Regions from separate parts of the Homo sapiens genome. Here region 2 is linked to region 1. Evidence: chromatin loops called from intact Hi-C (ENCODE). Cell type or tissue: heart right ventricle. All regions are shown on one strand. Each heading gives the region's core, and the rest is flanking DNA. Links, peaks and the distances in the headings are about the cores only.

Region 1 (15,649 bases), core at 4,901-12,900:
CTATCTCCAAATACAGCCATATCCTGAGATACTGGGGGTTTAGGATTTCAACATAGAAATTTGTGAAGGGGACACCATCAAGTCCATAACAGTCAACCCCTCCTAATGTTCCAATCTCTGTTGCAAGTGGACTTGTTATCTACAGCCAACCACACTAGAATCCTCTGTATTTAAAATTGAGGGATAGTTTGCCTATTGTAACATGAATAACAAACCCTTCCCTCCCCACTGAAGATGAGCATCTATCTCTCTGCTTTTATATATTTACAAGTTCAGGAGTTTAATTGTTATTATGAAGTGTGGATTTACCATTGTTATTGAGCTTTTTCATTCATTGTATATGAAACAGCTATGGACCAGGTGGGGCAGTCTTGTCAGACTGTGGACAAGGACTGCGGGTCCACACTGCCTGGGTTTCAATCATGGCACTGCCACTCATTAGCTATTAGCTAACCTTTCTGTCCCTTGGTTTTCTCCTGTAGAAAATGGATATCATAATAGTGTGTACATATATCACATAATTGCTATTAGAATTTACTGATTTAATAAGTACAAAACACTTAGAACACTGTCTAGAGAGAATACATATTTTATAACTATAAGTGATTATTTGTTGTTAAGTGTATTTTACATTTTAAAAATATATTTTAAAACTGGAACAAATTCAGTTCCAATCAGTCATATGCTTAATTCCAGCTTTATGGTGAATATTCTGATTTTCTCTAAAATGTCCCACTTCTTTCTGGTATACCCAATTTGTTTTACAATAATTCTCTAGTTTATTGAATAGAAATAATGATGATCTCAAGATGAGAGGATTATTCCAAAAGTGTAACTGAGACCAAAGGGTTTGCCAATTTGGAGCATAAGTGAATACCGGGGAGGAGAGCATTTTCTAAAAGCATTTTCATATATTTATGGCACTAGATATATGATGAGTTCTTGGTAAATACTTAAAGATTGGCAGTGATGAAGATGGTGATGATTCACAAAGGAAGGAAGAAACTCAAAGATAAAAGTTACCCAGATTTTAAGAAAAGATCATATAAAAAATCTAAAGTTCAGTCACTTTGATTGTTAATATCTGAACCATGCTAGAAAAAGACAATAAACCTAAAGGGAGTTAAAGTGTCTTTTTTTTTATCCTCTTATGAGCAACCAAAGGCAATAGTGACCAATGTCTTCTTGCACTGGGATAATTGTTAATATTTTCACAGATTTAAATTCATATAATTCAGTTCACATCTTGAGCACATTTTGTGTGCTTCTTCTAGAGTAACAACAAAAAATCAAACATGGGCACTAGAAGAGTAGAATGTAGAATAGGGCCACTAAAAATTGTATATAATGTATACTCAGGATATCTGTGTACATATGTATATGGATGCCTGTACACAGCATGAATTGAGGGAAATGGCTTGAAGGAGCTGAAGCACTGATCTAGAAACCTGTGCAATTATATCAAATAACCCTGAGAACAGTCACCAGTTGCCTGATAGTCAAAAGATGGCCACCAGAAGGAGGAGAAAAATAAAGATGGGCACTGGTCCTATTGAGAGAAAAAGCCAAAAGCAAATTGCCAGTCCAGTGCATATGGGAGCCTGCCTGTATTCTGAAAAGATGGAATACTCTGGTAGGAAAAGATGAAACTGAGTAAAAGAGTAGGCCAGGTTCTTCAAATTATAAGACAGAGCTGTAATAACCAAAACTGGATGGTGCTGGCATAAAAACAGACATATCGACCAATGGAACAGAATAGAGAACCCAGAAACAAATCTACACACCTACAGTAAACTCATTTTCGACAAAGGTGCCACGAACATACAATGGGGAAGAGACAGTCTCTTCAATAATGGTGCTGGGAAAACTGGATGTCCATATTCAAAAGAATGAAACTAGATCCCTATCTCTCACCATTTACAAAAATCAAATCAAAATGAATTAAATATAAGCCCTCAAACTATGAAACTACTACAAGAAAACATTGGGGAAACTCTCCAGAACATTTGTCTGGGGAAATGTGTCTTAAGTAATACCCCACAAGCACAAGAAACCAAAGCAAAACTGGACAACTGAAATCACATCAAGTTAAAAAGTTTCTGCACAGCAAAGGCAACAACCCAAAAGTGAAGAGACAAACTATAGAATGGAAGAAAATATTTGCAAACTACCTATCTGACAAGGGATTAATAATCGGAATACATAAGGAGCTCAAACAATTCTGTAGGAAAAACTCTAATAATCTGATTAAAAACTGGGCAAAAGATCTGAAAAGACATTTCTCAAAAGAAGACAAATGGCAAACAGGCATATGGAAAGGTATTCAACAACACTGATCATCAGAGAAATGCAAAACAAAACTACAATGAGATATCATCTCACCCCAGTTAAAATGACTTATATCCAAAAGACAGGCAATAAAAAATGCTGGCGAAGATATGGAGAAAAGGGAACCCTCATACACTGTTGGCAGGAATGTAAATTAGTACAGCCACTATGGAGAACAATTTGGAGCTTCCTCAAAAAACTGAAAATAGAGCTACCATACAATCCAGCAATCCCACTTCTGGGTATATATTCAAAAGAAAGGAAATCAGTATATCAAAGAGTTACCTGCACTCTCAGGTTTATTGCAGCACTATTCATAATAGCCAAGATTTGGAAGCAACCTAAGTGTCCATCAGCAGATGAATGGATAAAGAAAATGTGATAGTACATATGGAGTACTATTCAGCCATAAAAAAGATTGAGATCCTGTCATTTGCAACAACATGGATGGAACTGGAGGTCATTGTGTTAACTTAAATAAGCCAGGCACAGAAAAACAAACTTTACATGTTCTAAGTTATTTGTGGGAGCTAAAAATTAAAATAATTGAACTCATGGACATAGAGAGTAGAAGGATGGTTACTAGAGGCTGGGAAGGGTAGTGGGGAATGAGGGGAGATGAGGATGGTTAATGGGTACAAAAAGAAGTTAGAATGAATAAGACCAAGCATTTGATAGCACAACAGAGTGACTATAGTCAATAATAATTTAATTGTATATTTAAAAATAACTAAAAGAGTATAATTGGTTTATTTAAAACACAAAGGATAGATCCTTGAGGGGATGGATAACCAATTTTCCATGATGTGATTATTATGCATTGCATGTCTGTACCAAAACATCTTATGTACCCCACAAATATATACACCTATGTACCCACAAAAATTATTTTTTTTAAGAGTAGACCAGGAAAAATGAAACTCCCCAGAGGTTGAAGTAAGAAAAACAGGACAAAATTTCAACCCCATGAGAAAACGGAGCTGCCAAGAACTGCAGAAACGCCCATCTTCCCAAATGACACATAGGCATCCAATGGTGACGTTGGACACAACGCCCAATATGAAGAACAAGCTTTGGTACACAGGCATCTACAGTGACCTTGGACATCATGACTGTGGATATTAAGGACAGGTTTTGGTGTCACATAGATCAAGGTGTGCATCCATCCCCACGGCTTACTAGTTAGTCGCATCATCTTGAACAACTTGCAGAGCTTCTGTAATCCTCTGCTTTCTCCTAAATCTCAGCACTGTACTAAAACACAGTCCCCACCCTGAAGGAGCAGGATTTTGTATGAGAAAAAGACATAGGGACACATCATTAACATTTAGTGAGTCAGGGTGGTGAGCATGGGAATAAAATTGTGTATAAGCTACAGATCTGGCACTATACAGGAGATAATTTGGTTTTGATGAGAATTGGAGGGTGAGGGGTATGGAGGGACAAGAGCAGGGAAGGCTTCCCTGGAAAGGCAATGGATAACACTAGTGCTGGATGTGAGTGATGAAGAGGAGCTGGTGGGTGACTGAGGAGGGAAAGAACATCACAGTTGGCAGGAACAGCAGTGCGAAGGCATGGAATCCCAAAACTGCCTGATATTTCCAAGAAACAGAACTGAGGGCCTGGAGAATATAAAATGTGAAGACACGGAGGTAAGCAAAGCCCCCATCACAGAGGACCTTCTATCCAGGTCAAGAACTTGGCATTTTTTCTTGAAGCTAACAGACTAACATCAAATCATTTCTCTCACTCAAGTCTTAGGCTTTTTAAAAGATTTATTTATTTTTAACTCTCTTAAATGAATTTAGAGCATTTTTTTCAGAAGATTAAATGAATTTAATTAAATTTTCTTACACAAGAAGGATGTATTAGATTTGAAAAGAGGACTTGATATTATTTTCCAAATGCCTACAGTTTCTGTTGTCAAGTTACAAACTGAATCAACTATGTTTGGTTGTCAAAACCAATCAAAGTTAAGATCTAGCTGAGTTACAATTGACATTTTCCTCATCTGATGTATGTAATACTCTGGATTCTTGGGCTTCTCTACTGTGCTTCAATACACAAATAACAATAGTTTCACATGAAGACACACTACTGTATATGAATCCTTTTGAAATGACTGAAGATTTATCCTAAATGTAAACCTTAGTAGGGAAAATCACTACATTAGACAATAATTATAATTAATGTAATAATAGTTAAAGGCACTCAAAACTTCATGGAGAACAAAAGGTTAGAGACAGAAAAATGCTTAGACTGACAACTTCATGGTAACTACATGACAAATCCAGAGGACACTACTCACATGCATTCAGTGGGAATGGCACCCCCTACGGTTGTGCAGTGCACAATTGACATAGGAGTATGCAGCAGCTCTGGCCAATTCAGGGATTAGACTGTTAAACCTTATGCTGCAAAAAAGAAATGACAGACAAACTGGTATAGAAATGTCTAATCAAAAGCTCCAGGAAAATAATACTGGTTGTGCTGATGTTTAACTTCAATGAAAATTCATAAAGTTTCATGTAATTAATTTTCAAGTCTCCTGTAGTTCAGAGATCTCTATGAAAACTTTTCCTGAGTATCTTTGACAAAACAGCCAAAGGATCTGACCTTCCCAGGAGCTGTTATTTAAAGAGGAAGGACAGTAGTAGTCACTTTATTATTTGCTCCTTTCTCTCTCTCCTCTCCCTCTCTCTCTTTCTGACCAGAGAAGAATCTCTAGAACAAAATTATGCTTCCTGAGATGAACCCAGCAATTTTTAAGGTGGTGGTTATTAAGTAGAGGATGACCGAATGATTTAGTATGGTTGATAAAACTGTGATTCAGTAGCAAAGACTATATTTTTCAGAATTTAAAATTGTAATTTCCATCTTGATGGCATTTGTAATTATTATATTGCTTACACATTTTTATGTTTTTCATAAGAACAGCTGAGAATACATTTAGTTAACCAAAGCCTCCAAGGAAAATTTCATTCCTCTATTATTGTTATTATCATATCTACATGTATTATTACAGAGCTTACAATAAGCAGGGTTTAATAAGTGAGTTGTTTAATATAAGAAACGAGCCTATGATATAACACATATACAAGCACACACTATGCATACATATAATTGTTCCTTTTGATGGTATTCTTCCTCTCCCAGGCTAAAATGTACTATTGATAAAGGAGAACAGGAAGGAAGTTGCTGGCTTTTTCCCTCTCTAGTTTCAGAGTACATGTAAAGACTCTATGGGCTGACTCAGAGGATACACAATATACATTGTTAAGAAGCTTCAGTCTCACCTACTCAGATTTAATACTAGGACATAGTTACCTCTAAAACATACTTTTCCTATACAAGACTTTATACGCTAGCTTTGTTTTTTAGCAGTCTTAGATATCAGTTTCTTGGTTGATAGCAAACCCACGATAAACAAGAACCTGTTTCCTGCAACATGTGTGGTAAGTGTGGAGAGCCATCTGGAAGGTAAGGGAATGAGGAAGCGGTGTGTAACCATCCATGATTTCACCAGCAAATAAACTGTATGGAACTCTCAAGTGTCTATAGGACTGTTTCAGCATATGTTCAAATTGTGCCCATCCAAGCAGTTTGGAGGAATAAACTTCTGTTACAATAATGTACCACCAGAGAACATGAGTAATTCTAACACATTCAACCTTCCCTTTCTATATATCTTTGCTTACAAAAAAGTGAAGCCCAATTGAATCTGAAAAAAAAAAAGAAAAAAAAAACAGAAAATGACTGATAGAGACCCATATTTCTGACCCAAGGAAATCAGAATTTGTTGCTGAAACCCAAGTCATATTTTCAGGGCATCCAGTATATTTTAAATGTATATGAAAAATATGTCTCTTAACACATGCTTAAGAAAAGGAGCTCAACTTTCTGAGACTAGATTTATTTGTAATTGATCAGGAATGTTTTTTGACCCAAGAAAAGGAAAATTCCCAGGCAACACATTCATGAACCAGTTTTATTCTAGTTTTTTTCATAAGGCCAGCTGCTGAGTAGCTGACAACTGGGAGATCCAGAATATTCTAGTTGATTAAGGAATCCCTCTGAGAGATTTGAATTGCAATATTTTTTCCCTGGAATACATTGTAAAGCAATTTAAGAACTTTCCATCCCTCAGTATAACTGACTCAAAAATCCATTGAGAATAGTTATCTTTTAAATAAACACTCAAAGACTTTAGCTATTTTTAGAACACATAGCTTCGTCCTGGCAGATTTACAAATCCCATCATGAGGGGTTAGTGTATTTCACTGCATAGGGAAGGATTCTCTTCTTTGTCTCTGAAACCCTGGAGCTTCTACATAACGACTTGTTAACCTTTCCATAATATTATGCAATGATGCAAAAGTCTAATACTTAATTCTAAGTCATGGTTCTGTGAGAGTCTTTTCTTTCTGGAAGTTACCTTTTTTCAAAGCATTAATAAAATTATTATAATGATCCGTATTTCTTGTCTTATTCAAGTAGTTATCTGAAGAGTTATGTGTAAATTTTTATGAATTTAAGCATATTTTTAAAACTCCAAGGGCATACGTTTTTCAAAGAATCTATAATTAATCTCATAAGGCCATGAGTTTTTCCTTAAAGGGAAAATTCAGTTATTAATTATCCTGCATTCATAGATAGGTATCTTCACTTACCACAAATACTAAAAGTATCAATAATGTATGGAGAGTAATTAATAGTACAAAATCATTTTACAAAAAGTGGGAAATAAGGAGAAAAAAAGATTTATCCTCCTGGCCTATTACTATGAGTATGTAATCTCATATTTGATGTATCTTTGAGCACATTGTATCTACTTGAAATAAGAAATGTTTAATTAAACTGGAAAATAACCACTTATGACTCCAGGGTAACTTTTTTGCTGCTCCATAATCACGATCTTTTCAATATGACTTTAAAAAAGTAGCATCTAATTTCATTATGCTTAACCTAAATTATTCTTTAGATTTTTACATTTACATATTTGTATGTACACATATACATATATACACACATAACATTTTATATATACATGTATATTTATATATTTATATGTATCTATTTTTATATATTTAATAAGTATATTTTTATATATTATATGTATATATTTTATATATTTAATAATTTTATATTTCATAAAAATTTTTTATATATGAGATATGGCTTGGCTGTGTCCTCGCTCAAATCTCACCTTGAATTGTAATAATCCCCACGTGTCAAGGGCGGGGCCAAACAGAAATAATTGAATCATGGGGGTGGTTTCCCCCATACTGTTCTAGTGGTAGTGAATAAGTCTCACGAGACCTGATGGTTTTATAAATGGAGTTCCACTGCACAAGCTCTCTTGCCTGCCACCATGTAACACATTCCTTTGCTCTTCTTCCGTCTTCTGCCATGATTGTGAGGCTACCCCAGCCATGTGGAACTGTGAGTCCATTAAACCTCTTTCTTTTATAAAGTAACCAGTCTCAGGTATATCTTTATTAGCAGCATAATACAATATATAAATGCATATGTTGACAATGCTCAACTTTATCTGAGCCCTGTGTTCCAGGAAATCAGGGATGGTTAAGAAATCCCCTCATCCTTTTGTGTTCCTCAAAAGACCTTACTTACTGCAAAGAACCCCTCTTCCCCATAGGACTTGGCTAAGACTCATGGAATCTCCCTTGTTTATCTGTGACATGGCCAGACACAGACCTTTCAAATTCCCTTTCTTGCCTCATAAATGACTAGCTGAACTGTTTGTCTGTTTGTGTCCACTAACCAATCTGGAGAAAATATTGATACCTACTACCTGGACTTGGCCAAACTTTAATTAGGCTTCTCTCTTCCCCTTAGGCCCTGGAACTTTGACCCACTCTCATCCTGAGACAGCACACAGCCTCTCCTTAATCGCCTCTTACCAAGAAAGGACTGACCACAGGAAAGATGTTTCCTCACTGTAGGATCAACTGTGGGATCACGCTACCCACTCCCTCATATGTGCTTCTTTCTGACCTTCTGTGCCCTTCCCTATAAAAGAAAAATCCTTTCTGCCTGGCCTTTCAAATGCTTACAGATCTTAAGGTAGGAGCATTCTCCCCATTACAATAGTTCCCCTATCACAGTAGTCCCCTCTCCTTATTGTGATAATTCTTTTGAACAGATTCTCTATCTAAATTCAGATTTGACTTTATTTGACAATGTCTGTGTGCATACCATATATGTGTGTATATATGTATATGTATATATAGATATATATATGCACACACACACACACATTCAGAGAAGTGAACTCATTTTGCTCTGATTTGGATTAACAATAAGGAAATTAGATAGATGTAGCCCATTTTTGTCTTCCTTGAGTAACAATATCAGAAAAGGAGCTTGTGAGTATAAAACCTACAAGGGCTGTAAGGAACCAGAATGAAACAATTTGGTTATCAATGTTTTCTTTCCACTTATATCACTGTAAGAAATACTTAATGCAGAGTTAAGACATCAAACTCACTTAAGCTACAACTCACCTTAGGCTAAAACTCTGTGTGTAAGAAACAAATTTTCTCTAAGGAAAATTTTCCTGAAAGAAAAGTAAGACCTTCAATAACTTCACAAGTTGGAGCCAAGTCCTCTGGTCTATGATGCATCTATTCATTAGGATCCTGCCACTTTTGAATTATTCAGATTCATTATAAAATGCAGCTTTCATCTGAAAAAAAAAAGTGTACCTCCAAGAGATGCTAAATTTAGTTCTACTGGAGATAAAGTGGTGTGTGCTTCCATAATCATGTCAACAGCCCGGCTTTTATCTCTACTAAACTCCTGGGCAGCACAGCTGGGATGCAGCCACCCAAGGCAGAAATCTGGACACCATGTAACCAGTCTGCCTATTGCTAAGAAGCATTAACATTCTATTTAAACTGTCCTATATTGTTGGATAAGAGCTGTTTGAAATAATGTTTTAAACTTGTGGCTTTTTTTAAATTATAGATGCATCAATTATACTTCAAAAAATTTACCCATATATCTAACACTAATACTAATATTCTATATTATATAACTCTCTCTCTCTCTCTGCATCTTTTCAGCTTTAAATTGTAGAAATTTCTCAGAAACCAACCTTATAACATCCTCCTCTGTAACTATAAGCTATTAAATGAATTTTATGGATACACATGGTTATAAAACTTCGCTGCAGATTATATTTTAGAAGGTGGATGATTAAATTAATTTGTAATTAATATGGCCAGATTTGATATAATAACAAATTAGCCATAATGCTAATGAGTGGTAATTAAATGAGCAAGGCAGAAATTTTAGAACTCCCCAGACCATGTTGAAGAGGTCCGGCACATCTTTATTTTGATGTGTTTTCTTTTCACCATTATTTTCAAATTGTTTTGGCAACCACACTCAAGTATCAAGATACAAGGCAGGGTTTTGGAATCCATGAAAGGCTGGAATATTTACTCACCACTGTACTGGTATTTCCTCGTGGAATACTTCCCTGGCCTCTCCCATTAGGTCAAATCCCATTGCACACTCTCATAGTGTCATGCACTTTTTTAAGGCACCCATCATAAGGACAAATTTAACACACATCATGTGCTTGTTAAATGACAGCTTCCCCCACTAGACTGTCAGCTCTGAGACCAGAAGGCCACATTTTTATTCACCAGTACATTCCCAAGCACAAAGCCTGTCACCTAGTAAAGACGTAACAGATACATTTGTTGAATTAATAAATTTGGTTTCACCAAAAATAAAATGAAATAAAAATTTGTTAAATTATTGTTTGCTAATTTATGGATTAGAAGCCTCATTTATGCATTGCACTTCCTTATTTATAAATGTCAGTGTGGAAATAACATCACCTTCTTGAGGTGGGAGAGAAGGGTCTTTATTTTGCACTAATTAGCCAAACAATAACAAGATTCTACAAATGTGTCTAGGAGTATCTTTTCAGATACCTCGTCCACGGATAAATATATCAAACTTAGTTTATAACCCCCAGATAGATGCTATGCCTTCTAAATGTATACTCTACACTTTATAAGGCTTAATAATATTTTCTTTTGTGTATAAAAATAATGGTACTGACATATGAGATTCAAGCTGTTTTTCTAGAAGTGATCCATCCATTCTCTCCCTTCTGCCACCCACCTTCTTCCTGGTAATCAATGATATCCATTGTAAAGCAGCTGGCTAAGATTCCAAGTGAGTTGAGGGCTTACTAGGTTGAGCGAGACTAAACTGGCTGCCACTGGAATAAGACCCTCAATTTTGGCTTCATCCCTATTTTGCCCCTCCCAGTTGCGTTCACCAAATGTTTCTGGCATGACTGTTAACCGTAACTGTTTGCCAAAATTCCAACATTATTTTTAAACGTTTAATAGACAAAAAAATTGAAATAAACTTTACAACAAAATGAAAATTGAAGAAGTAAATGTTGCCTAGAGGAGACACAGAATAGATTCTGCTGTAACTCCTCAGTTGATAAAGGACAGATTGTAGGTCTGAACAGTAGAACTGTGGCTGTGGAGGAGGGGGCATGAGGAAGGAATATGAAAGGAGTATAGCCTTTGTAAAGTTTTTGCTAGAGGCATGGCTCTTGAACTTCCTCTGTCCCATCAAGAAATGGCAGCTAGCAATGTCCAGACTAAAAGCCAATGAATAGCAAAGCTGTCCAAGAGAAACAAGAGGAGGCTGGCTGGGCTCTCAGGGGTCCTGGGTCTGGTCTTCTGCTTTGGTATTGTTGTTGTTGTTTTGCTTTGCTTCCGTGATTCCCAATCGTACCTGTCCAAGGACTCAACTGTATCCATTCGCTCAGGGGTGATCAGGCCCTGGGAAGCTGATTCATGCTAACCAAGCTCATAGGAGATGGACAAATAAAAAAGGAAGTTAACTGATTTACTTACAAAGAGAAATGTGACTACTGGGCAGATGGAACTAGTTATACCACTTGGTCAATTCATTCTATTTTCCACTAGAAAAGTGTACCTGGGAAACCAGATTGAGAAAAGAGAGTTGTTTTGTAAATATAGTGTTGTAAATAAATTATTCTCAAGATACACTCTCTCGCTGTAGCTTTCTGCACTAACCACTGACTACTGACAGTAGGCATATTCTGTCAAGGTGATTGAAATATTCATGCTAGATGGGCAGGACACTCACTCCCTTAGATAAGTAAAATAATAAATATAAAACACTTGGTAGGATACTTGATACATAGAAAGTGCTCAGTTAATACAAACCATTACTATTATGGTGCTGTCAGTATTTTGACAATATAGCATAGTGGGATGACAACATGGCCTTTAGAGTTAAATCCTTGCTCCATCACTCACTTCCTGTATGCCAATGGGAAGGTTCTTAACCTCCTGAGCCTCATTTCCCCTATCTGTAAAATGGGTATAATAAGAGTAAATTTACAGGGTTATCCTTAAAAGTAATTAAAATGTTGTGTAAAAATCACTTGATTATTGTAAGCACTGAATGTTCATTTTTAATAATAAAAATAACAAACACTCATATAGCATGTGCCAGATACTGCTTTATATATATTTACTCATTTAGTCCACATTATAAGGGGTAGTTGAAGAACTTGTCACTGGTAGATTGTATTTACCAATATCTGCTCCTCTTCCCTGAGAAGGTTTACATTTGTCCTACTCCATGAAATCAGACTTGACTGTGGCTTGCTTTGACCAGTCAAATGTGAGTGGAAGGGACATGTGACTCTACTGGGCAGAAGCTTTTAAAGACCATTTTTGCATCCCTACCTCTGGGATTGTAGAAGTATTTGCTGGGATGGAGTCCCCATTAGCCTGTGTTCCTGAGTGACCATTACTTACCTGTGATGGACATGTAGTACAAGCAAGAAATAAGCCATTGTGTTATATTGTAGTAGATTTTCAGATTTTTGTTACTATAGCACAACCCAGCATACCCCAACTGATACAAGAGCATAGAGACAAAACAAAATTTTCCCAAAGACACAGAGCTAGGAAGTGTCTGGCTGCAGCGTCTGTACACTTAATCACTTTGCCTGCTGTTTCTCAATAATTGATAGTATAATAATATCAATATTAAGGATGGTTTATTATTAATGCATTATTGTTGTTGTTTGGAGGTCTGTTTCTACACTTTGTAAATATACTTTTTTTTCTGAATACTCAAAAGGAATCCTAGCCTTTCTCTAGATTCTACAGCAACAACAGCTGGCAGATGCCAGAGACACCACTGGAAAAGTTCTCAATAGACAATGTGGATGATACTGGGCATGTTCCTTCTTTATATACCCTCAGGCAGCCCCCAAAGGCATGGTCACTATGTCTGTTGGAAGAGCCTGGTTTGAACATTCACACTAACAGCCCCCTCTCCACAGTATCTCATAGAATGATTTTAAATATCTATGGCCAGTAAGTGAAGGGTAGCCCACTTCTCACTCTCACTCAGCTTTCAGAGATGGATGCCTCTCCTCATACTTCTTTTCCCATTAGCCCATCATCTGTTTCCTTTCTTTTGTCTCTCAACAATGAACAGAGACTTCAAATGTGTTTTCAGGCTCTAATTGAAAGCGTATTTCTACACTGACATCCATGTAATTTCCTCTGTTGTAGCAAGATTCCCCAGAACTGTAAGGTCCTGAAATTCGGGAATTCAGTGAGGGAATCTGCCTGGGTTAGAAACATAACTACACACGGAGAAGTGAGAAGCTTCAATCTCTGCTCTTCCCACGGAAATTGAAAATGTTTTAGATAAAAGCAGAAGGAGCAAAGGCTTAAGTAGTGATAAAAAGCAAAAGCGTTATGGGGAAAAGTAATAGTCACATATACTAAACATAAATTTATAAAAGCAGCCCAGAATCATGGCACACATTGGAATGCATTAAATTATAAGTTGGAAATCTATCCAGGAAAAGTGTAAATACATATTTAATAGGAATGACCATTGAAGAGGTAATAGTTATATTCATTTTTTATTTATTGCCTGTTATTCAACAAGTAATCAATGAAAGTCATGAATAAATAAGAAGGGCAGCTACTTCTTAACCCTTTTATTTCTCTTTAAGCTCTAGTGATTACCTACTTCATAGTTTTTCCTTTGTAATAAAATATTTATTAATTATATTTCTTTAATATTATTTTTATATATCTCTACTTGATACTTCTCCAGCCTGCTAAAATTGATTTTTACATAAAACTTTTAAAAACACAAAGTAATAAAATTTAGTTTCTTAAAATAGCCAACAGGACAAGTTAGAAAAATATATATTGGGAAAGCTCACTAAAATGCTCCCCTTGGGTTCTTTCTAATTTCAGTTTTATAGATGTGATCACCTTTACAATGCAGTTCTTTTTGTACTTAAAAAGTCAAATCACTCTGGATAGAGTTCAAGACTTTAGATGAATTCCACTTCATTGCAAATAGCATTTTATCAGTGATATAGTGTAATTCCACATCTTGCTCCCAAGAGATCTTCAGAACTCTCATGAGTGAAACACTTCCAAAATTACTAACAATGTACTAGAATATGTTGGCTACGTAAGTGAAGTTGTAGTATCCCTTTCTGAAAGCCTTAAAAAACAGGAAAAATTTCCATTTTGAGATTTTAATATTATGTTAACAACCAAATGTCTATAGTTTGAATGTTTGTGTCCCTTCCAAAATTCATGTTGGAACTTAATCCCCAATGCAATAATATCAAGAGGTAAGGCCTTTAGGAGGTGATTAGTGCCCTGTAAAAGGGCTGGAGGGAACTAGCTAGGCCCTTTTACCTTCTTTTGCCTTTCTTTCCCTTCAGCCATTTGAGGAGACACCGTTCCTCCCCTCTGAAAGACGAAGCAAGAAGTCACCATCTTGGAAGAAGAGACTGTGCTCTCACCAGACACTAAATCCACTCCTGCCTTGATCTTGGATTTCTCAGCCCCAAGAACTGTGAGAAATAAATTTCTGTTGTTTATAAATTACCCAGTCTCAGGTATTTTATTATATCAGCACAAGAAGGACATCATGGAGAAGAAACAGAGGGAAAGGTCTTTTAACATGTGAGGGTGGAATGGAATGGAGTTATTTTGATCCAGTGATTGTCTTGAAAAGGTAGTGAGGACTGAATCATCCTATCATCCTAAATAAACACAATGGCTATGTAAGGAGACCAATTTCATGTACAATAGTGAAAAAGAAAGAAAGGAAGAGCAAATTGACTGCTACAGTTGGATATAGACATATGGCAAAAGTATGGAAAAATGCAAAAGATACGCTAAACAAGTCCCTATACTGGACCCACGTAGGTGCTAGAATATGAATTAAAGAAAAACACAAGTGTGGGATCTTCCAGAAGCACCTTGATTTCAGTTTCCTTGCTAAATACTAAGTCCTGGTCTCTGCAACAATTTGGACACTGTAATTATAATTCTTATTCATTATATTGTCGTTAGTCATTTTTCTTTCTGCAATTTTTTTCTCCAGCTTTTAATATCAGATAAATGTAATATTGAACTGCAGAAAACACTAAACAATTTATTTTTCAGTCTCAGCTCAATTTACTCTAAAGCCAATGCCCCTTTGCACCACTCCATGCTGTCAATCCCCCAACTTGCTGAGGGCACATTTCTCATTTTTTTCCAGCTCCTTCCTTACTTATTGGAAATTACACTGGAATTAAATATTTTTAGAAATACAAACCAACACATTTAACCAGAATTGGTTAATTCCCACTCCCTCTCTCTAGATAGTAGGGAATACTAGTCTAAATCATGTATAAGGAAACTTTTTCAGTAGGCAACGCAGAATTGTACCACAGCCTCCTAATTCAGTGATTATGTCTTTCCAGGATGGTTATTAATCATTCAACCAACTGGAAGCAAGGTAAATTGAATCTACTAAACTTATAAACAAAGAGCATTTATTAAAATACTTAGAGGAGCTCTGAAAATCAATAGCAAGTCTGGAGAATTAATTGGGAATCAAGTGTTTCAGATCTAATGCATAAGAACTAAAGGAAGAATCGTATAGAAAAAGATATCTTCTTAGAGCAGCACCACTGGAATAAAAAGTCTCCAACAGAGCCCAGGCTCTTTTTCTCTCAGCTAATAATTCAAATTCAAAGGAGGTCATTTGTCCAGCTCTTGGGGAAAGGACACCAGATTAACAGGCCCCAAACTCAATGGAGGAGAAAAAGGAGCTATTGGAAGTGTGGAAATGTTCTCTACTCTTGTTTAGTAGTAGTCCACTACTCTAGTGCTCAAGCTGAAATACCAGCAGCTAGTATGTGAGTTATAATAATAGAAAATCAATTCTGTCTGAAAAGCTCTCTCTT
Region 2 (15,649 bases), core at 3,039-11,038, 140 kb after region 1:
GATGAGAACAAAAACCGATTCCCAGACGAGGCCATTGTCTGTGTGGAGTTGCAGGTTCTCCCCATATCTGCATGGGTTTTCTCCCCTTATTCCAGTTTCCTCCCACATCCCAAAAACGTGCATCTTCGGTGAACTGGCGTGTCTGCATGGTGCCAGTCTGAGTGAGTGTGGGTGTGTGTCTGAGTGCACCCTGGGAGGGAATGGCTCCTGGCCAGGGTTGGTTCCCACCTTGTGCCCTGAGCTACGCTGAGCTGCCAGAATAGGCTCTGATCACTCACAACTCTGATTTGGAAGAAGTGTCTAAATAATTATCTTACTTGTTTTTATTCATCTTTCTTAAATGTATGTATAGCTTACATTTATTTTAATGTTTAATGTTAGAAGTGTTTTGTCTTATTTCGAGTTTTGGTGATGTTTTTGTGGCCAGAAATATGCCTTAGGAACTTAACTCTTTTTTTGTTTGTTTGCTTTGTTTTTGTTTTTTTGAGACGGAGTCTCCCTCTGTCGACCAGGCTGGAGTGCAGTGCCGCCATCTCGGCTCACTTGCAAGCTCTGCCTCCCGGGTTCACGCCATTCTCCTGCCTCAGCCTCCCGAGTAGCTGGGACTACAGGCGCCCACCACCACGCCCGGCCAATCTTTTTGTATTTTTAGTAGAGACGGGGTTTCACCGTGTTAGCCAGGATGGTCTCTATCTCCTGACCTCATGATCTGCCCGCCTCGGCCTCCCAAAGTTCTGGGATTACAGGCGTGAGCCACCACACCCGGCCTGAACTTAACTTTTTATATCAATCAGCCTATGGTAAAATTGGTTTCACTTAACTTCACAGTTTCCAAGAACATATGAACAAAGTGCGGATTTACTCTACAATAAAAAATATCATACAGAGTTAACAAGTAACCTAAGATAATCTACTACAAAATTCGGAAAAGACTATAATTTCTTGCTGAGGATGAGAGAGGCCAGGAAAGCTTTTAAAAGAAGTGCCACCGGAGTTAGACCTTAAAGTGTGCAGTAATTTCACTTGCAGAGTTGAGGGGTAGTCCTCTTCAGAGAAAGAGAACAAAGACAGAGGTGGGAAAATCTGGGGAGCAGTAAAAGAATAGCCAGGGATTTCCATTTTGATTGGCTTATGGGGTACATAAATAGAAATAATGGAAATTAAAACTGAGAATGTAGTCCAGGGCCAGGTCTTAATGGATCCCAAATGCTACAATAAGCCATCTGAACTTCAGGGACCCACTAGAGGCAGAGTGAACAAAAAAGTGCCACACTCAGCGCCAGCTTCAGGAACAGTAACCTGGCAGGAAAGGGACAGGGGAATGAATGGATGGGGGCAAGGTAAACAATTGTTGGGTGCAAGTTAGGGTAGGGGCAATAGGAACAGATATGGAAGACACTTTTGAAACAAAAAAAGAAACAAGTAGGTGGGGCTTGATAAGATTGGAATTGGAAAAAGCTCAGAATAGTTCCAGTGAGAAACACAAGTAGGAGCAAATTTGTAATGAGACTGCAATGAAGCCAGAAGAGGTTCTAATTGTGGGTTGATATTTGTGGTAAAACCAATCAAACCAATTTTTCTGCTGAGTCTGGTCTCTGCACGGCCCCTGGAAATGCAGCAGCTGGTGGCTAGCTAGAGACTGAAGCTGTCCTAATAGGACAACAGGGGGTTAGGTGAGGGGGCGGGGGGAAATGGGAAGATCCAAGGTCTTTGATGATGTTATTGGATCGCTAAATTAACCAATCATGGGACTGACTGTGAGTTACATGCTAAAACGTTATAGCAGATTTTCCTTATTGTTAACAAAAATCAAGATTCATGTCCTTTTTTTGTACTCAGTAATACAAGAGGAGGCGGAGAGAAATCAGATGGTGATACCTAGAATTGGAGATTTGCAGAGCAAGTAAAATAGGATCAGAGCCTGAAGTCCATGGAACTATCAAAAACTGAGCTCAAATGGCAGACCAAACGGTCCACATGAGTAGAGAGGCAGGTGAGGCCAGTGTGGCATGTCAAGGCAATGGATGAGGCAAGAAGCTGTTACACTGAGAATAAAGCCAAGATTCAGCCCAAGAGAAGATTGCAAAGAGGCAGAACTATAACTGGGTATCATCCGAGAAGATCATTTCAGATAAGGGGCAGTTTCAAATGTCAAGCAGGTCTGAAGTGTGGTTGTGCCTATAAGGAGCAAGAGTGAATTAGAAATAAAGTTCTTTGGCCGGGCACAGTGGCTCATGCCTGTAATCCCAGCACTTTGGGAGGCCAAGGTGGGTGGATCACGAGGTCAGGAGTTCGAGACTAGCCCAGCCAACATGGTGGAACCCCATCTCCACTAAAAATACAAAAATTAGCCAGGCATGGTGGTGCACACCTGTAATCCCAGCTACTCAGGAGGCTGAGGCAGGAGAATCACTGGAATCCAGGAGGCAGAGGTTGCAGTGAGCCGAGTTCATGCCACTGCACGCCCTCCTGGGTGACAGAGTGAGACTCTGAGAAAGAAAAAGGGAAGAGAAGGGAAAGGGAAAGGAAAGGAAAGTTCCGTAATGTCCTCAGGCCAAAGATCTCTGAGGCCAGGGATTGGAACACCAGGTAAAGTGTTTAGCAGTTTCCATGAGATGATAGAAGAAAGAGAGAGTCAGCAAAAGTGGACTCTTCTAGGTTGAGAAGTGAGCAGAAGGTGTGAGTTGAATGTAAGATGGAAGAAGTGTGGTACACAGGATAGAGTGGAATTCACAACACAAGTTCTTGAGAGGCAATGAACAAGCAATAGACTGGATGTGCTGGTGGGAAGCAGGAAATTCTCTGGCTCCTGCTCCTCACTCTGAGAGCCAGAAAATTGAAAGAAATGACGACGAGTGAAGAATGTGGCTCAGGAACTTGTAATTTAGAATAAGGCCAAGAGTGAGTTTTGGCAAGAGTGTAGGGAAATATTAAGGGAAAAGTTAAAGAATGAGAGGTCTGTGTAAGTAATAGAATCCTAGAGTGTACTAGGAAGGTATGGTTGGGGAGAAGAAAGGTATGAATTTGAGGATGGGGCTGAAATATTTAGACAGAAACCAGAGGCGTAAGAGGCGGGGTAGGGGTGTGTATACTTCAGGGGACTTTTTTCTGTTTTTTCTGTTGTCGTTGTTGTTGTTGTTGGATGGGGGTGAAAAGAGCCTCGCTGTGTTACCCAGGCTGCCAGGCTGGAGTTCAGTGGCACAAATATAGCTCACTGCAGCCTTGATGACCTGGGCTCAAGCAATCCTCCTGCCTCAGCCTCCTGAGTAGCTGGAACTATAGGCATGTGCCACCACATCCAGCTAATTTTTAAGTATTTTTAGAGATGGGGGGGTCTCACTCTGTTGCACAGACTGGTCTCGAACTCCTGGCCTCAAGCAATCTTCCCACCTAGGCCTCCCAAAGTACTGGGATTGCAGGGGTGCCTGGCCCTTAGGGATGATTTTTAAAGACAGAAATGTAGATGATAGCCAATTGGGTTTTTGGCTGGAAAGACATAAGAGTTGATAGGAGAAAGCAGGACTGGAAGAATAAACTAAGGCAAATTTTGGCAGTTTAACAGCCTGGCAGAATGAAAATTGTAGATGCTTTCAGAAGCAAGCAGACCCTAGGCCTGATTTTGTAATTTACTAGCCATGTCACCTTAAGCTTCTGTTTCCTCATCATTAAAATGGAAATAAAAATACCTACCTTGCAGGGGTTTTAATATAATTTAGAGATAATCTATGCAAAACAACTGGCATTGTCATAAGCATTTCGTGGACACTCAATAATGTGAAGCATCACTCTTTTTTTTTTTTTTTTTTTTTTTTTTTGAGATGGAGTCTCGCTCTGTCGCCCAGGCCGGACTGCGGACTGCAGTGGCGCAATCTCGGCTCACTGCAAGCTCCGCTTCCCGGGTTCACGCCATTCTCCTGCCTCAGCCTCCCGAGTAGCTGGGACTACAGGTGCCCGCCACCGCGCCCGGCTAATTTTTTGTATTTTTAGTAGAGACGGGGTTTCACCTTGTTAGCCAGGATGGTCTCGATCTCCTGACCTCATGATCCACCCGCCTCGGCCTCCCAAAGTGCTGGGATTACAGGCGTGAGCCACTGCGCCCGGCCAAGCATCACTCTTACTATAGCTAGCTTCCAAGCTCCCAGGCCTGTCAGGGCAAACAGCTTCTGACAGCGCAGCTGAGATTGGGAGAAGGGGTCAGAATTTCCCCCAACGGCATTCTTCCCAAAGTACACAATACCATTACAGAATAAAGCCATGAGCTTAGCAATGAACAAGAGTGAAAATTCTGAATTAAACTCTGCACTAATTCAGCAGCCCTGTGGTGCAAAAGACCTGAAGAGGAACTTCACATATATGGCTGTAGAAACAAACTTTGTGCTCTGCATTTTGTTTATTCAGTGAATGAGCCTATCATCAGTACTTGCAAATTAGCTCTAATTATCAGATAAAAGTGATGTGGTTATTCTAATTGCCTGAAAATCAACTGCTACAAAGACTCTAAGTAGTAAGCAATAATTACCATATCATTTCATAAAGGAGGGCTTCTTTTTTTTCCTGACTGAAAGTAGCACATGCTCAAGATGAATTACAGGACTGGTTTAAACTTTTACTTATCTTTTCACAATTCACATCAGATCCATGCCAATGGTTCCCAAATTGAAATCTCCAGCCCAGGACTTTCCATAGCAATTCAAGCTGCCTGTCTGATATCTTTCCTTCAATATCTATTAGGCCACCCAAACTTAATATGGCAAAATCAGAACTCTTGGTAAGTCTCCAAACCAGTTCCTCCCCAGGTCTCTCCCTCCTCATAAATAGCCCTACCATACACCCAGTTTTTCCAAGTCCAACACATAGGAATCCTCCTTGATTTATGCCTTTTCTTATTCTCTTACAGGCAGCCATCAGCAAGTCCTGTGAGCTCTACTCTGAAATACATCCCAAAGCCATGACACTTCTCTCCTTCTCCACTGCCACTAACCTTGTCTGAGTCACCATCACATCTCAGTTGGATGACTAGATAACTAATTCCCTATTCTCTCTACTCCTCCACTATCCATTCTTCACCTAGCAGCCAGAGGAACCAAGAAGAGTATACAAATCAGGGCCTATCATTCTCTTGTTTAAACCCTCTAATGGTTAACTGCTCTTACAATAAAATCCAAATTTTTCCCCATGGCCTGCAAGGCCCACTTGACCTCACGCCTGCCCACCTCCCTGACCTCAACTCCTGTCATGCTCCCCTTTGCTCATGTACTCCGGCCACACTGGACTTCTTCCTTTTCCCTGAACATGTGAAGCTCCTCCCCACCATTCCCTTGCCAATCCCTCTCCTGGAATATCCTGACATCAAACCTTTTCATGGCTTGCTCTTCTTTTCACTAAGAGTGAAATGTTACCTCCTCTATGAGTCTGTCTCAATTTTAATTAGTACCTAGTCATTCTGTACTAAATTATACTTTTTTATTATTTTTATACTTCTCCCCACCAAAATGGCATAGGGCAGGCACTCAATAAATGTAGGATTCATGAATAAACTATACATAAATGTTCTTCAATTGAATTATGGTAAACACATCAGAAAGGCTTAAAGTATCATCCTACTTGGGACAGTCAGATCTCCTAGAATTCACCTTCAATTCAAAAGTCACTCAAAAATCTGCTGAATTGGTTTCCACCAGCTCCCAAGCCCATAAGGAAAGACGGTGGTAAGCAGTCGCCAAGCAAAGTGCACTTGTATCCTTCTACAGCTTCTTAGTTCATACCTCCATGCACTACTGTGGCTGAGAGCCTCTGGGAACAGTAGGGACTCGCCTCATGAAGACCCAGATTGTGTTTCTTAAAGAACCTGAGCAGATCTCCCACCTCATTAGGCAGAGTCACCAGCAGCAGGGCAGCTCCAAGAAGACTTGAGGACAAGGGTAGTTTATCCTTGCCAGGGGGAGAATATTGCTGTCTCCTGCTCTGCACAGCCATCTCATTGATACAGAACCTGTGTCAGTTGGATTCTTCCTGTTTATCAATCACTACAACCCTTCTGACAACCATGCAAAGGCTTCAAAGTGTATGGAGAACTGGAAGGGACAATGGGGAAGGTCCTAGTTTTCGATCATGTCTATGAAGTAACCACAGTGCTTTTCACACCATATAAAAATTAGACCTTGATAAGGAAAAAATTTTGCTGACATATATCAAAGAGTATGTGAATATGTCAAAAATAATAATTTGTTTTACTTAAAAAAATTAAACCTAGGAGAGACCATAGCACTTTTTACATCTAAACCCTCCAGATTAGACAAAGGAGAAAAATGGACCCAGAAAATGTAAACGGCTTGCTGAAGATCTCCAGCAATTCAGAATATTTTTGGATATATGACACCTTATATTTTGTACATTTTTAAAGATGGATAAAAGTGAACTGATGATGAAGGATAATTTCTTTACTTTACCCACACTCAGGAGTTTGAGTAAAATTAACATTACGAGGATGTTTTCTCTGATGCTGTCAGACATGTAATTGAACTCAACAAGGTCGCATCTCTTGGGGAAAAAAAATCTCCTTTTCTCATCTCACATCTTGTTACACTTTGTTTTTCCTTTCCTCTTGCTACATGTAATTTGTTGAGGTAGAATGCCTTCATACTGAATTTATTTTGGAAAGATTTTCCAAGAAATTAGAGTTCCAAGTTTTCCAGACATTGCAAAACAAACCCTGTACTTGCCTTTCTTTGACGAAACTTGGCAGCCTGCCTCAAAAACATATTACTCAGCATGTGCCCTCATGGCATAATTCCCAAATCTTCTATAATCTTACAAAAGCATTTTTTATTTCTGAAGAAATGTTCACTTTCAGATAAGATGCCACCATGACCTGAATCAGCTACTTCCCTGTGTCATTTAGAAAATCAATTGGAGCCTAACCCAGGGAGGAGGATACTAGGCCTATAAACATGTACATTTTAAATATTCTGTGATAACCAAAATGCATGTACTGGCAGTATACTTCTGATTACTTTTATATTTATAATAATTTGACAGTTTTATTTTAAAAATTAGCATTCAACAGAATGCAAATAATATAGACAATTTTTGGTTGGGTTCTTAATCTTTGTCCTGATGTTACCCATAAATGAAAAAATGCTAGATCAGATTATTTGCTGAGTATACAGATGATACATGCTCATCTGGAGAAAAATTCAAAATGTGTAACAAAGAAAGTAAAAGTCACCTGAGATTCAGCCACCATACAGAGAAAGAATCACTACAGTTTGGTAACCACTGTTGTAATATCTTTCTATGCACATACACATAATATGTGATTTTATGCACATGGAATAGTATATAAGTTGGTTTGTGGACAAGTTTTTGCTAATTCTATGGTCTTTTGATGAGAGTATCTATCTTCCCCTTCCCCTGTGTCACCTCCCCTGCCGCTCCTTAGCCAATGGAACAGCCTAGTATGCATCCGTCCATAACTCCTTCTGGGTTCGTACACTTTCATGGCAATAGCTATAATTTATTAAGTGCTTAAGATGTTTTCCAGCCTATTTGGTACTTTGTGTTTCCCCCACCCTTTATTTGTTAAGGTATGTTGTTCCTTTCAGTGACTCTTTTTACCACCTATTTTACTTTCTGTCTCACTCATCTAAAAATCCAAAGAACTGCTTCCTCACATGTGCAGTCCCCACAGCTGATGCTGCAGAAGGACTTCATGGCAGCTCCATTTCTCTTTTTCTGTTTCCTTTTGGTTTGTAGCACAAGGCCCCATGCAAAGGGGCCTAATTTAATAAATATCCTAAGTGGCAGATATTGGAAAAGAAATAAAAGTCACAACTATGACTGAACAAACAGGGACTTCTTTGTTATTTTTACAAAGATAAGAAAATGTTAGCCATAAGGAGTGACCTTGCTAAAAAATTTCATCAGGAGAAGTATTTAATGGGCATAACCCCAGCCTTCTTATTATAGCATAAACATAACATCACAATATGATATTCAATTATCTGATGATTGAAAAAGATTTGAGTTATTCTTTAGCTAACGGAATTACAAGAAGGAATTATTAAACACAAAAATACAAACAAACTTCATGTTGAGAACGGCATTATTTGTTAAATGTTAAACTACATATAAATGGAGACACAGTTTGTTCATTAAACCTACATTAATGTTGCATATCTCATATCCCAGACACTGTTGGATGTTGTGGGGGAAAAAAAGGTAAAACGGATACAACTCTTGTCTTCAATAAGCTTGTAGTTCAGTGCAGCACTATCTAACAGAAAGATAATGCAAACCATGTGTAACTTTTTAAAAGTAAAAAGCACCAGGTAAAATAAATTGTAATACTATATTTTATTTAACCTAATATATCCAAAATATTATTTCAACATGTAACTAATATTCAAAAATTATTGAGATAGTTCACATACTTTTTGTCATACTAAGTCTTCAAAATTCAGCATGGGTTTTACACTTATAGTATATCTCCATTTGGACTAGCCACATGCTATGGTTTGAATGTTCACTCCAAAACTCTCATTGAGATTTAATTGCCATTGTGACAGTATTAAGAGGTGGCACCTTTAAGAGGTGATTAGGTCATGGGGACTGCACTCTCATGAATGGATTAATGCTATTGTCATGGGAGTGGGTTTGTTATTGCAAGACTAGGTTTTTATTAAGTGAGCCTGGCCCCCATGCTCTCTCTTTTTACACACACTCACTTGCCTGCTTACCTCCCACCATAGGATAACATAGCAAGAAGGCCCTTATCAGATGCTGGTACCATCCTCTTGGACTTTCCAGCCTCCAGAAATGTGAGAAATAAATTTCTTTTCTCTATAAATTACTCGGTCTTGAGTATTCCGTTACAGCAACAGAAAATGAAATAAGATGCCATACTTCAGGGGCTCAATAGCCACATATAGCTGGTGGCTATCATATTGGAAAGTACAGGTCCAGTGCATTTGTCAGAATAAGTCAGGTTATGCTGTATACAAACCACCCCAAAATCTCAATGGCTCAAAGAATCAAAAGTATATTTCTAGTTTAAACTACATGCACTTTGCAGGTCAGCAGGAGACTCTGGACATTGCAGTCATTCAGGGACTCAGACTTCATCTCTACATACCATCACAGTGAATAGGAAGGAAAAGTAGGAGTTGAGCAGTGGCTATTAAATGATTTCACCTGAAAATAATTTGCATCACTTCTGATCACATTTCTTTGGTCAAAGTGAGTCATTTGGCCAAAGATGGTGGAAAGTACAATCTTATCATCTGCTCAGAAGACTGAGAGCTGGAAATATTTGCTGTACAATATCAATGATTACCATATGTATTAAGCAAACATTATGAGTCAAGCAATGTGAAAAACAAGAAGGGAGAAAAAGAGTAGATAGCTAGATCTACAACACAGGATGGAGGTGATGAAAGCTCTCAGTAAGAGAGAGATAAAAGGCTTAGGGAGTTAAGGGGAGAGTCAAGTTACTGCTGGCACCAATGGAGAAGCAGGCATAAATAGCACTTGCCTGGAACTGTCTTACACATCAGGAGGATCACTCCACCTAATTAACTCAGAGTCTAGCCTTGAGAAAGCAGATATCTCAACTCTATTATAGAGGACATATTGCCACTATGCACACCCTATAAAAAATGTACACTACAACATATGCTAGACTCACACATGCACTTTGAGGGTGATTTTGTGTAAATTGTCCTTTTAAATCAGTGGTCGCCAAACTTTTTGGTACCAGGAACTAGTTTCATGGAAGATAATTTTTCCATGGACCAGAGTGGGAGGTTGTTTCAGGATGAAACTCTTCCACTTCAGATCATCAGGCATTAGACTCTCATAAGGCACACACAATCTAGATCCCTTGCATATGCAGTTCACAAATAGTTACCACTCCTATGAAAATCTAATGTTGCCACTGATCTGACAGGAGGTGGACTGCTCAGGCGATAGTGTTCACTCACCTGTAGCTCACCTCCTGCTGTGTGGCCCGGTTCCTAACCAGACCGTGGTCTGGGGGTTGGGGACCCTGTTTTAAATGAATTACTCTTAACTTATAAAACAGCCATCTCTGAACCAGCCATCAGATCATCCAGAACATTCTAAGATCTCAGAAGAGGGGTAAGGGGAGTAATCTGCAGTGACTAATACCTGCACTATGTTCTGAAAACGTCCAGTAGAATAAGAAATTCAGTGAAAAACCAAAGATAGTCTCCAGAAGAACAATTTTAATTTCCTAATCAGCATCCTGTACTGGTATTGAGAGACTGCTTTGTTGAGAAACAGACCATTCTGATTAGATAAAATAATTTTTTATAGAGGAATGGAAACTAAAACTGGAGAATTAAGTTAGCACCATGGTATACTGGAAGCCCTTCAATGCAAAGAAAGTGATTTTTAACTATTTCTATTTTCCCAGTTAATTGCCTTAGAATAATATCTCTAAAGAGTTGGAAACCTAGAAAGTACCCCAAAAATGATGAATACTTTTGTTATTATCATTTTATAAGGAAACCTAGAAAGTACCCCAAAAATGACAAATATTTTTGTTATTACCATTTTGTAAGGGGGGATCTCTGATAATTCTGTGTGGTACATTCACCTTGCTAGGAATGATGGATTGGCCTTTTAAGGCTGACATAGTTCCTGGGTTTTATGTGACCACTTGGGTTTAGTTCTCCCAAGGCCAGATTTCCATGCATGTTAATCTCATTTACTAGTGAAGATTAAAGAAAATAACAGAAAACAGCTTAATTTTTGGATTCCTAAAAAGCATAAAATAATTTCAGAACCTTGAAATTCTAAAGCATAATGTAACACACAAAAGCAGTATCCACTTAGGTAAATTAGACTTGTATGTTATCTTGAGGTAATAGAATGTCACTAGAATAATAAGTGAAAGACAATTAAGCTCAATAATGGCTATGTTCTCAAGAAGCTACTCAGCCAGCCACACATCACCAGGGGGAAGCTACTAGAAGATATTGGTGAGTGGAAGAGAGTAGGCCTTACAAGAACAAGGGAGAAATCAAAAGTCACCCAAGATGACAATAACTTTTCTAGCTTTGATGGATCAGGCCTTTGAGTTATATGAGGGAGCATATAATTTCTTTCCATGTTTCTCTCTTCTGAACAAAAATAATTCAAAGTTCATATGCATGATAAAGTTCAGCATTTAAAGGGCACTGACATTTTATTGATAATAAAAATAAACTAAGAGAGAATATGTAATTTTTTCCTCTGGATTTCTTACCTTTTCATTTATGACTAGGAGGCAGACATAACTTTTCTGACCAACTTTTTAACTGTCAAGTAAATAATGAACCCACATACAAGTCCTGGAAGAGTCACTAAAGAAACCCCCAAAGTAAATAAAGAAATATAAAATGGAAAGCAGTGTTCCTACTTTTGAGCAGATTATTTCAATTCTAATTACTCAGTTTAGAATGCATTCCAGTTGCCCATATGTATCTAGTGATACCCAAGTTACTTCTAAATTTAGGTCAAGATTATCAATAAGTGATCAGAAAGAGAACAGCCTGGCCAACATGGTGAAACCCCATCTCTACTAAAAATACAAAAATTAGCTGGGCGTGGTGGCACGTGCCTATAATCCCAGCTATCCTGGAGGCTGAGGCAGGAGAATTGCTTGAACCTGAGAGGCGGAGGTTGCAGTGAGCTGAGATTATGCCACTGCACTTCAGCCTGGAAGACAGAGCAAGACTCCATTCCAAAAAAAATAAATAAATAAACTGCTAATGTAACGTGGTGATTCTCCTGTAGAAAAGCAGTTTTTCTTGTAAGGTTGCAGGAGCAAGTTCTCACTGGGGATCCACAATGTCAGCACCCATTCAACTCTCTGACCCTCTAGTCTCTGAGCTGGAGCAGCAGACTCTGCTTCCATGTTTAGTTCTGCCCCAGACTCTGACCTTACTCTAGCTACAGGGCCCAGGCAGATTTAAAAAAAATTAGTATGGATGAGGCAGGAGAATGGCATGAACCCAGGAGGCGGAGCTTGCAGTGAGCCAAGATTGTGCCACTGCACTCCAGCCTGGGCGACAGAGCGAGACTCTGTCTCAAAAAAAAAAAAAAAAAAAAAAATTAGTATGGATGGAGACAGAGCAAGATGGCCAAATAGTAGCCTCCATCAATCATCCTCCCTGAAGGAACACCAAATTGAACAACTATTCACAGAAAAAAAAGCACCATCATAAGAACCAAAAATCAGGTAAGTGACCACAGTACCTGGTTTTAACTTCATATTGGTGAAAGAGGCACTGAAGAAGTAGGAAAGGCAGTCTTGAATTGCCAGTGCCATCCCTTCCCCATCCCCTGCAGCAGCTGCATTGTTCAAAGAGAGAATCTATGTGCCTGGGGAAGGGAGAGCACAGTGATTGTTAGACTTTACACTGAAACTCAGTCTTGCCCTGTCACAGCAGAAAGCAATACAGGCAAAACTCAATGGAGGGTGAATTCAGGCCAGCCCTAGCCAAAAGGGAATCACCCATCCCAGAAGTCAGAACCTGAATTCTGGCAAGGCTTATCACCCTGGCTAAAGTACTCTGAGGTCCTAAATAAACTTGAAAGGCAGTCTAGGCCACAAGGACTGCAATTCTTGGGAAAGTCCTGGTGCTGTGCTGGGCTCAGAGACAGTGAACTTGGGGGCATGTGACCTAGTGAGACCAGCTCATGTGCACCATCTCTTCCACAACCACAGGCAACACAGCTCACAGCTCCAAAAGAGACTCCTTCCTTCTGCTTGAGGAGTGGAGAGGGAAGAGTAAAGAGAACTTTGTCTTGCAACTTGAATACCAGCTCAGCCATAGTAGGATAGGGCATGAGGCAGAGTTCTGAGGCCCTATCTCCTGGATGCCCAGATGACATTTCTAGACACACCCTGAGCCAGAAGAAAAACCCTTCCTTGAAGGGAAGAACCCAGTCCTGGCAGGATTCATCATCTGCTGACTAAAGAGCCCTTGGGCCCTGAATAGTCAAGAGTGGTAGCCAGGTAGTACATGCTGTGGGCCTTGGGTGAGACTCTAACCACAGTGGAATAAAACTAGAAATCATTAACAAGAGAAACTTTGGAAACTATACAAACACATGGAAATTAAACAACATGCTCCTGTTCCTGAATGGCCAATAGGTCAATAAAGAAATTAAGAAGGAAACTGAAAATTTTTTTGAAACAAGTGATATTGGAAACACAACATACTAAAACCTATGGGATATAGCAAAAACAGTGCTAAAAGGGAAATGTATAGTTATAAGTGCCTACATCAAAAAAGAAGTAAAACTTCAAATAAGCAATCTAATAGTGTATCTTAAAGATTAGAAAAGCAAGAGCAACCCAAACACAAAATCAGCAGGAAAAAATAGTGAAGATGAAAGCAGAAATAAATGAAGAAAACAATACAAAAGATCAATGAAACTAAAAGCTGATTTTTTGAAAAGATTAAAAACAATCAACAAAACTTTAGCCAGATTAAGAAAAAAAGACAGAAGACCTACATAAATAAAATCAGAGATGTTAAAGGAGATATGACAACCAATACCACAGAAATTCAAAAGACCATGAGAGGCTGCTATGAGCAACTATATGCCAATAAATTGGAAAACCTAGAAAAGATGAATAAATTCCTAGACAAATACAACCTACGAAGATTGAACCATGAAGAAATCCAAACCCTGAAGAGATTAGTAACAAGTAAACAAAAGATCAAAGCTGTAGTAAAAAGTCTCCCAGCAAATAAAAGCCCAGGACCTGATGCCATCACTGCTGAATTTTACCAAATATTTAAAGAAAAACTAATACTACTCCTACTCAAACTATGCCAAAAAATAGAGGATGAGGGAATACTTCCAAGCTCATTCTACAAGTCCAGTATTACCCTGATGCAAAAATCAGACAAAGATACATCAATAAAAGAAAACTACAGGCCAATAAAACCATCAATAAAATGCTATCAAACCAGATTCAATAGCATATTAAAAAATCATTCATCATGACCAAGTGGGATTTATCTTAGGAATGCAAGGATGGTTCAACACACACAAATTAATCAATGTGATATATCAATAGAATAAAAGATAAAAAACATATGATTATTTCAATTGATGCTGAAAAAGCATTTGATAAAATCCAATATCCCTTCATGATAAAAACTCTCAAAAAACAGGGTATAAAAAGAACATACCTCAAAATAATAAAAGCCATATAAGACAAACCCACAGTTAGTATCATATTGAACAGCAAAAAAACTGAAAGCCTTTCCTCTAAGATCTGGAACATGACAAGGATGCCCATTTTACCACCATTAATTGGAACTCCTAGCTAGAGCAATCAGACAAGAGAGAAATAAAGGGCATTGAAATTGGAAAGGAAGAAGTCAAATTTCCTTGTTTGCAGATGGTATGATCTTACATTTAGAAAAACCTGAAGACTCCATCAAAAAACTATTAGAACTGATAAACAAATTTTGTAAAGTTACAGGATACAAAATCAACATACAACAATCAGTAGCATGTCTATATGCCAACAATGAACAACATGAAAAATAAATCAATGAAGCAATCCCATTTATATTAGCTACAAATAAAATAAAATAAAATACCCAGGAATTAACCAAAAAACTGAAAGATCTCTACAATGAAAACTATACAACATTTATGAAAGACATGGAAAAGGACACAAAGAACTCAAAGATTCTTCCATGTTCATGGATTGGAAGAATTAATACTGTTAGAACGTTCATACTACTGAAAGAAATCTACAGATTCAATGCCATCTCTATCAAAATACCAATGACATTCTTCACAGAGAGAAAACAATCCTAAAATTTATATAAAACCACAAAAGACACACCATAGCCAAAGCTAACCTAAGCAAAAAGAAGAAAACTAGACAAATTACATTATCCGACTTCAAGTTATACTACAAAGCTACAGTAATGGTACTGTACAAAACAGCATGGTACTCTGGTTTTAAAAACAGATACATAGACTAATGGAACAGAATAGAGAACCCAGAAACAAATTCATACCTCTACAGCAAACTCATTTTTGACAAAGGTGACAAAAACATACATTGGGGAAAGGATCTCCTCTTCAATAAATGATGCTGGGAAAACTGGATAGCCATCCACATGCAGAAGAATGAAATTAGATCCCTATCTCTCACAATATACAAAAATCAAATCAAAATGAATTAAAGACTTAAATCTAAGACCTCAAACTGTGAAACTACTACCAGAAAACATTGGGAAAACTCTCTAGGACATTGGACTGGGCAAAGATTTCTTGATTAATACCCTACAAGCAAAGGCAACCAAAGCAAAAACGGGCAGATGGGATCACATCAAGTTAAAAAGCTCTGCACAGCAAAAGAAACAACCCACAAAGTGAAGAGACATCACACAGAATGGGGAGAAAATATTCACAAACTGTCCATCTAACAAGGGATTAATAACCAGAGTATGTAAGAGCTCAAACAACTCTATAGGAAAAAATCTAACAATCTGACTTTTAAATGGGCAAAAGATCTGAATAGATATTTCTCAAAAGAAGACATGCAAAAGGCAAACAGGCATATAAAAAGATGCTCAACATCATTGATCATCAAAGAAATGCAAAT

What was found. Peaks named below come from ENCODE experiments on the same cell type or tissue, not always from the same donor. Only the 100,000 strongest peaks of a DNase experiment are listed, where the experiment ranks them.
Region 2: a loop joins it to region 1, with 2.1 times the contacts of the local background. A loop is called at or near these places in 10 of 110 quality-filtered maps.

The regions. Positions count from the first base shown.
Region 1 is chr2:198,107,753-198,123,401 of GRCh38, reverse strand. The region is part of intron 5 of PLCL1 (phospholipase C like 1 (inactive)); the gene reads right to left. Among named protein-coding and RNA genes, the nearest start is that of LINC01923, 260 kb to the left of the region's middle. In heart right ventricle, for the core only: no CTCF peak of the experiment used is centred there; a DNase peak (open chromatin) is centred at 9,165; H3K27ac peaks cover 5,824 bases.
Region 2 is chr2:197,963,314-197,978,962 of GRCh38, reverse strand. All of the region lies in intron 1 of PLCL1 (phospholipase C like 1 (inactive)), which reads right to left. Among named protein-coding and RNA genes, the nearest start is that of PLCL1, 170 kb to the right of the region's middle. In heart right ventricle, for the core only: no CTCF peak of the experiment used is centred there; a DNase peak (open chromatin) is centred at 6,757.